2 separate regions of the Homo sapiens genome follow, and region 1 is linked to region 2. A link is a contact called in ENCODE Hi-C or POLR2A ChIA-PET data. All regions are on one chromosome and are shown on one strand. Each heading gives the region's core, a stretch centred on a gene start or an enhancer-like site at or near the end of the contact. The rest is flanking DNA. Distances are from core to core; before and after follow the strand shown.

Region 1 (2,801 bases), core at 33-2,532, 87 kb after region 2:
GTTTGTTTTGGCTGCCAATTCCTCTTCACAAAAATCGCTGGTTTTGCAGCCATAGGTGGCCTCCTGGCTCTGTGTGGTTTTCTCCCTTTACTGGCTCACTCTTCATGCCCATATTGCTGTAGACCTCTCTTAGAAGCCTCACCCCTTCACTCCCCACTCCTTTTGCATTTGGGTTTCTGTGTGTATGTATGGGGTACTTAACGCCTTCTAAGTAGTAGCGCAGTGCCTGGCAAAATTGTCAGAATCAGGATCAGAATCAGACTGCCTTTGCTGTGTTTCCACGGGTGTGTTGCATTGCTTCCTGTCCGTTCTCCATCCATTGCCCATTCTCCGTACCCTTCATGTCCTCAACTACTCCCTGTCTTCACCTCCTGTTTCCTGTTTTTTCTCCTGTTTCTGCCACTCACATTCTCCATGGGAAGGGCTTTTTTTTTTTTTTTTCTTCAAACCTGGTATTTTTGGAGAGAAGGTTTTGACATTGGGGCTGTCTTTTAAGAGCCCTTCCCCTGATAGCAGAGGGGAACGTGCTCAACTTACAAAGTTTCTGAAAAAAATCACACTTCTTCTTTTCACGGGACCCCTGTTTGAAATTTGCAACAAATTAAATGCTTAGGAATCCAGGTGCCTAGGAGCCCTGCTATTTCAGCTCTTTCCCCTTAATCATGTTGGTTTACATGAGGATTGATTTTGGACTCACTGGGCCAGCTACGTGAAATGTGGTATTGTCATTGTCTCTTTGCACAGAACAATTCATTTGCTGCTTGTCGTGAATCCATCCTGTGAGGTATTATGATGACATCTGGCATGGCTTCTTTGTTTACTGTGTTTACCGTATGTGTTTAGAAGGAAAAAGGCCTGTAGTGACCACTTTTCTGTGTCGGCCCCTGGGTCAGGTTTTCCATCCTGACTCATGGGTGTCGGGACCGCTGAGATTGGTTGATGGGGTGTGCAGAATTTCCTCTGTCGGGCTTGGGAGCCAGAAAGCCACGATGAAGTTTGATTTGGCTTGTGGCAGCCTTTTCCAAATGTGAATTTGGATACAGTACAGTAAGCCCTCTAAGAAAAGGAGAAGAAGAGAAAATAATAACTCTAGAGCTGGGAATATCTGGGGAACATTGAAAAACGGGGAAAGTCTCAAAGATAGTATTCTGTGTCTCCCCTGAGCTGGTGTTGCTGTAGTGCTCAGAGGCCAGCCTTTTTTTCCAAGCCGAGTGCTCCCTGCACTTGGGAGAAACCACAGAGGCGGCCTCTGTCCTGCATGTGCTGCACGCTGCCTTGCTCCAGACTGTCTTGAATGTGACCTGGCAGCCAGTGCTGTTTCCTGCTGACGTGGCCTCCCACAACTGAGCAGAACAGAGCCACCTCAGTGTACTGAGGAAGGAGCAGGCTGGGGGCATGAATCACCAGCGGGATACGGAACAAATTCAGAGGGGAAAGCGCCTAACTATTCAGGTTTCCTGGTAGATATACTTAAAAGACACCTTTCTTATAGGAAGGAAGGAGGAGGAAGAAAAACAGGAGTGAAGAATGCCTCAAGAGTCAAACAGTGATTTGTTTGGCCCTAGGAAGGATTTCTTATCAGCAGGAGTTACCTTCTGGGGTAAGCCCCAGTCTGTCTCAAACATCTGAGAGGATGCTTTGAGGAGGCCAGACTGGACTGCAGCCTTCACAGCCACACTGTTGCACAGGTTGGTGGCGATGTGAGCTCTTAGCCCTATCCTGCAGACAGGTAGTAAAGAAACAAAAACCTAAACCAAAAGACTAGAGTTTGTGTCTTGGTGGAAAAAGTTCCCTCAACTTGGTAGGAACTGGAGAAAAGGACTCTGAGAAACTGCTCAGGAGCAAATCCTGTGGCCTAGTTTTCCCTTCAGTGCTGTCAGCTTCCCGCTTGATGCTCGATAAGCGCTTGTTTCAGCCACTACTGAATATTTTTTGAGTTTGCTTATTTGAAGGCATCCAGGACAGCTCCTTGTTACTGTCTTCTAATAGGCCCCCCAAAAGTCATAGTATCACAGAATTTTAGAGTGAGATGGGACTTTAATTGTAATCTGATCGAGACCGTTAATGGTTTCTTTTTTTTTGAGACAGAGTCTTGCTCTGTCACCAGGCTGGAGTGCAATGTTGCAATCTTGGTGCACTGCAACCTCCACCTTCTGGGTTCAAGCCATTCTCCTGCCTCAGCCTCCCGAGTAGCTGGGACTACAGGTGCGTGCCACCATGCCCAGCTAATTTTTGTATTTTTAGTAGAGACGGGGTTTCACCATGTTGGCCAGGATGGTCCTGACCTCGTGATCCGCCGTCCTCCGCCTCCCAAAGTGCTGGGATTACAGTCATGAGCCACCGTGCCCAGGCTATGGTTTCTTCTAAGAAGTGATCGTAGAACTTTGTCTTCAGTTACTCCCACCTGAAAGCCCACTGTACAAAACGTGCAGGTGGAGCTGACTGAGGGCAGAGAGGCCGGAGCCCAGCTGCTCATCTTTCTTTTAGTAGTGGCCCTGGAAACTCTTCCCCTGACCATTCCACACTCCCGCATACTTAATTGAGAAACCACTGATGAAATCTACAACCTTAATTTTATAGGTGAGGGAATTTTACCTTTGGTAGGGTCACGGTGTTAGGTCATTATGATAACTTTCAAGGTGCCTGGGAATAAAAGTTTTATAACTTTAATCTGTCTCCTGCTTTTGAGCCTTCGTGATCTCTCCAGGAGCTGCTGTAATGGCTTCCCACCCTGCGTGGGAACAAGTGGGGTGCTGGTGGGACAAGTCGGGGGCTGGTGATGTACTCTATGTGTTTGTAGG
Region 2 (2,700 bases), core at 169-2,668:
GGCATGCACCTGTAGTCCCAGCTACTCAGGAGTCTGAGGCAGGAGAATTGCTTGAACCTGGGAGGCGGAGGTTGCAGTGAGCTGAGATCGTGCCACTGCACTCCAGCCTGGGTGACAGAGCTAGACTCCGACTCAAAAGAAAAAAAATTTTTGGTAGACTCCTATGTGCCATTTCTGGAGAACTGAAATAGTAGTGGACATACATAGGATTCATTTTAGTGTAGATATGACTTTTTAGTGAAACTTGAAGTCCTACTTCCTGTGTGTGAAATAGGGTAATAGGATCACACCCGAAGAAATGCCGCCTTGTTCAAAAGTGACAGGATCGCTGTTCAGTTTGGAATATTGGAAAGTGGGCAGGTTTATTTGGAAGCACTTTGTTTTTACTATATGTGTAAAACTCCAGGGAGCATTGAATAGGATATGAGGTGCTCCCTTTGGCTGTGCATTAGCAACGTGGCAGTTACTGATCTGTCATTTACTTTGAAAAGGAATTACAAAGTTTTGGCCTCATGCCTGGAGTAGCTCCAGATGGTCAGAAAAGATTTTTGTACTGAAGTCAGAAAGTATATTGCAGTGATAGAATTGGGCTTGTCATGTTTATATTAGAACACTGGCTTCCCACTTTATTCCTCTGCAAAGTTTTTCTTTCTTTCTTTTTTCCCAGAGAGTGAGGGGAGGAAATTGTTGCTTTAGAGTTATGAGTCTAATATTTGGAATACTGTTGTTCTTGGTGATAATGATGTAGAGGTATGATTATGTGGTTAATGTAGTTACTTTGTCAACCTAAATACCCCTGATTCTTAGTATTTACAAAGGATGCATGAAGGCTTGGAATGTAGAGATACACCAAGACCATTGTAGCTGATGTAGAAATGCAGGTAAGAAGCTTCATTTGGGTTGCGTTTGCTTGTCTGATAACCTGGCTGTTAGCCCACAACTGTTATTTAGTAGCTTACCAAACTTCATCTGTTCTGTCTTCCCATGATTCTGTGGTTGCTAGGGGTAATGATGACGTTTGGGTGTTCAATATGGGTGGGAGGTGGGCCTGGGGAGATGAGCAGTGAGGCGATAATGATACTAACACCAAGTTTTGCCATTTTAGGCATTAGAGCATCTTAAATTCCACATATGATCTTGTGTACCTTCATATCAACCCTGGAAGGGGAACGATGTGATTCCTATTTTCCTGATGAGAAAACTGAGACTTTGGGAGGTAATATCTGCCCAAGGCAATATCTAGGTAACTCCCTTCTGCAGCCTGTTTACATATAGTTTTGGCGAAAATGACTACAATTTCCTGTCCTTTCAGGACAGAGGTGGCTACAGGCTTCAGGAAATAAAGCTCATTTTCCTCTGGGAAACTCAGGACTTGTCTGGGTTGAGCCATTTAGTAAAGCTTGGTCACAAGGCTCAGATTAAGACCTGGATCTACGTGCTGCTGTTCCCAGACTGCTTTCAGTTACTCTTGTGGTTACTGAGTAACTTGGGAGTTAGAAGAACATTAACAAAGTTTTGTGTTTTCGAAGAAAATGCTACACATGGAGAAGTGACACTAAGTTGCATACTTCAGAAAGGAATTTTTATCTGTTTTGAGATTCTGGTCTATACATTGAAAATGAACTAATTTTGATTATTATACTTTTAATTGGTTGCACGAGTGTGTGAACATAGGCAGCTCTTTTGAAGCACTTTTACTGAAAAGTGTAAAAATTTTTGTTGCTGTTGTTCAGTAGCAGACATATACAATACTCTCTTTTTGAGACATACACAATATTCTCTTATTGTGGATTTAGGGGTCTTGTACCAGATCACCCTTTTCTCAGATTGCAGCTCTTCCTCCTTGCTTTATGTAGAGTGGTTTCTAACTTGGTTCTTTCTCCTGTGCAGATATAAGACTTGGTCCGCAGTCTCCTACCCTCACCCAGTCTTCCATGAGCTATCAAAATCCTCCTCTAGGCTTTTATTATTTTGCTTCCTAATTTTGTCCTTTTAAATTTCCACTGTTTAGATATTATTCAGACAGCAGTGGTATTTTTCTGTATATAATGTGGCGCTGTAATTAGTTTGAGTTCTTTTGGGGTTGTGTCTTAAACAGCGAGAATGGCCTGATTGATGTGCTTTTTGAAGTCTTACTACCTTTTTGATGAGAAGGATGAAAGTGGTGTGGAGATGAGTTTGTCTGGCTTACTGTAAATCTGATCTGTGAGGCTTTTCTGCGTTCACTAAGGCACCAGAGTCGGACTCTGCTTTTTTTCTTGTTTGATGTTACTTTATTACACTTATGAATGAAATACTAATGCTGTTATTTTATAGAAGATCATAAAATAAAAGTACACTTTCTTAGTGTTTTATGTTTCTTTAAAAAGATAATTACCGTGAGTCATAGAGCTACAATTACATCAAGAGTTTCCTATACGAAGCAAAGTCTCTGGTGGGTTTTTGGTACAGTCTTTGCACCTGGATCAGTGGAGCAAAATGTCATCACACTTGAAAAAAAAATTACTTAACAGGCCCATTAAGAATCTTCAGAAGTTTGCATCTTGTTAGGGATTTGTGGTCCAAGAGTTAGTACTACAGAACAGGCTCTTTTGTAGACCTAGGGAAACCAGTTTGTTTCTCTGCCACTTAACCTGCAAGACTTATTATAGGTGTTTCCTTCTCCTGTCTGTTTTGAAGAGACTTCCTCTGGGAATTAAT

What was found. Hi-C counts contacts between places; a loop is a spot of excess contacts on that map. ChIA-PET counts read pairs that join two places held with the same protein, here RNA polymerase II (POLR2A). Pooled maps may share reads with other maps.
Region 1: a loop to region 2 is called in a pooled map, with 4 times the contacts of the local background. The contact joins two enhancer-like sites. A Hi-C loop is called at or near these places in 2 of 168 maps with a recorded cell type or tissue (GM12878 and endothelial cell of umbilical vein), 15 of 37 single-sample maps with no recorded cell type and 6 of 50 pooled maps. POLR2A ChIA-PET finds 5 or more read pairs at or near these places in 9 of 52 experiments (GM10248, GM12878, H1 and 6 more).

Annotation. Positions count from the first base shown.
Region 1 is chr3:172,152,154-172,154,954 of GRCh38, forward strand. All of the region lies in intron 3 of FNDC3B (fibronectin type III domain containing 3B), which reads left to right. Among named protein-coding and RNA genes, the nearest start is that of FNDC3B, 110 kb to the left of the region's middle. RefSeq lists enhancers at 1,126-1,420, 1,133-1,222. Within about 2 kb of position 1,283, at least 36 of the 41 ENCODE cell types and tissues checked have a DNase peak (open chromatin) inside an H3K27ac peak, as active enhancers do; they include endothelial cell of umbilical vein, where a contact is called at or near this core.
Region 2 is chr3:172,065,198-172,067,897 of GRCh38, forward strand. All of the region lies in intron 1 of FNDC3B (fibronectin type III domain containing 3B), which reads left to right. Among named protein-coding and RNA genes, the nearest start is that of FNDC3B, 27 kb to the left of the region's middle. Within about 2 kb of position 1,419, at least 5 of the 41 ENCODE cell types and tissues checked have a DNase peak (open chromatin) inside an H3K27ac peak, as active enhancers do; they include endothelial cell of umbilical vein, where a contact is called at or near this core.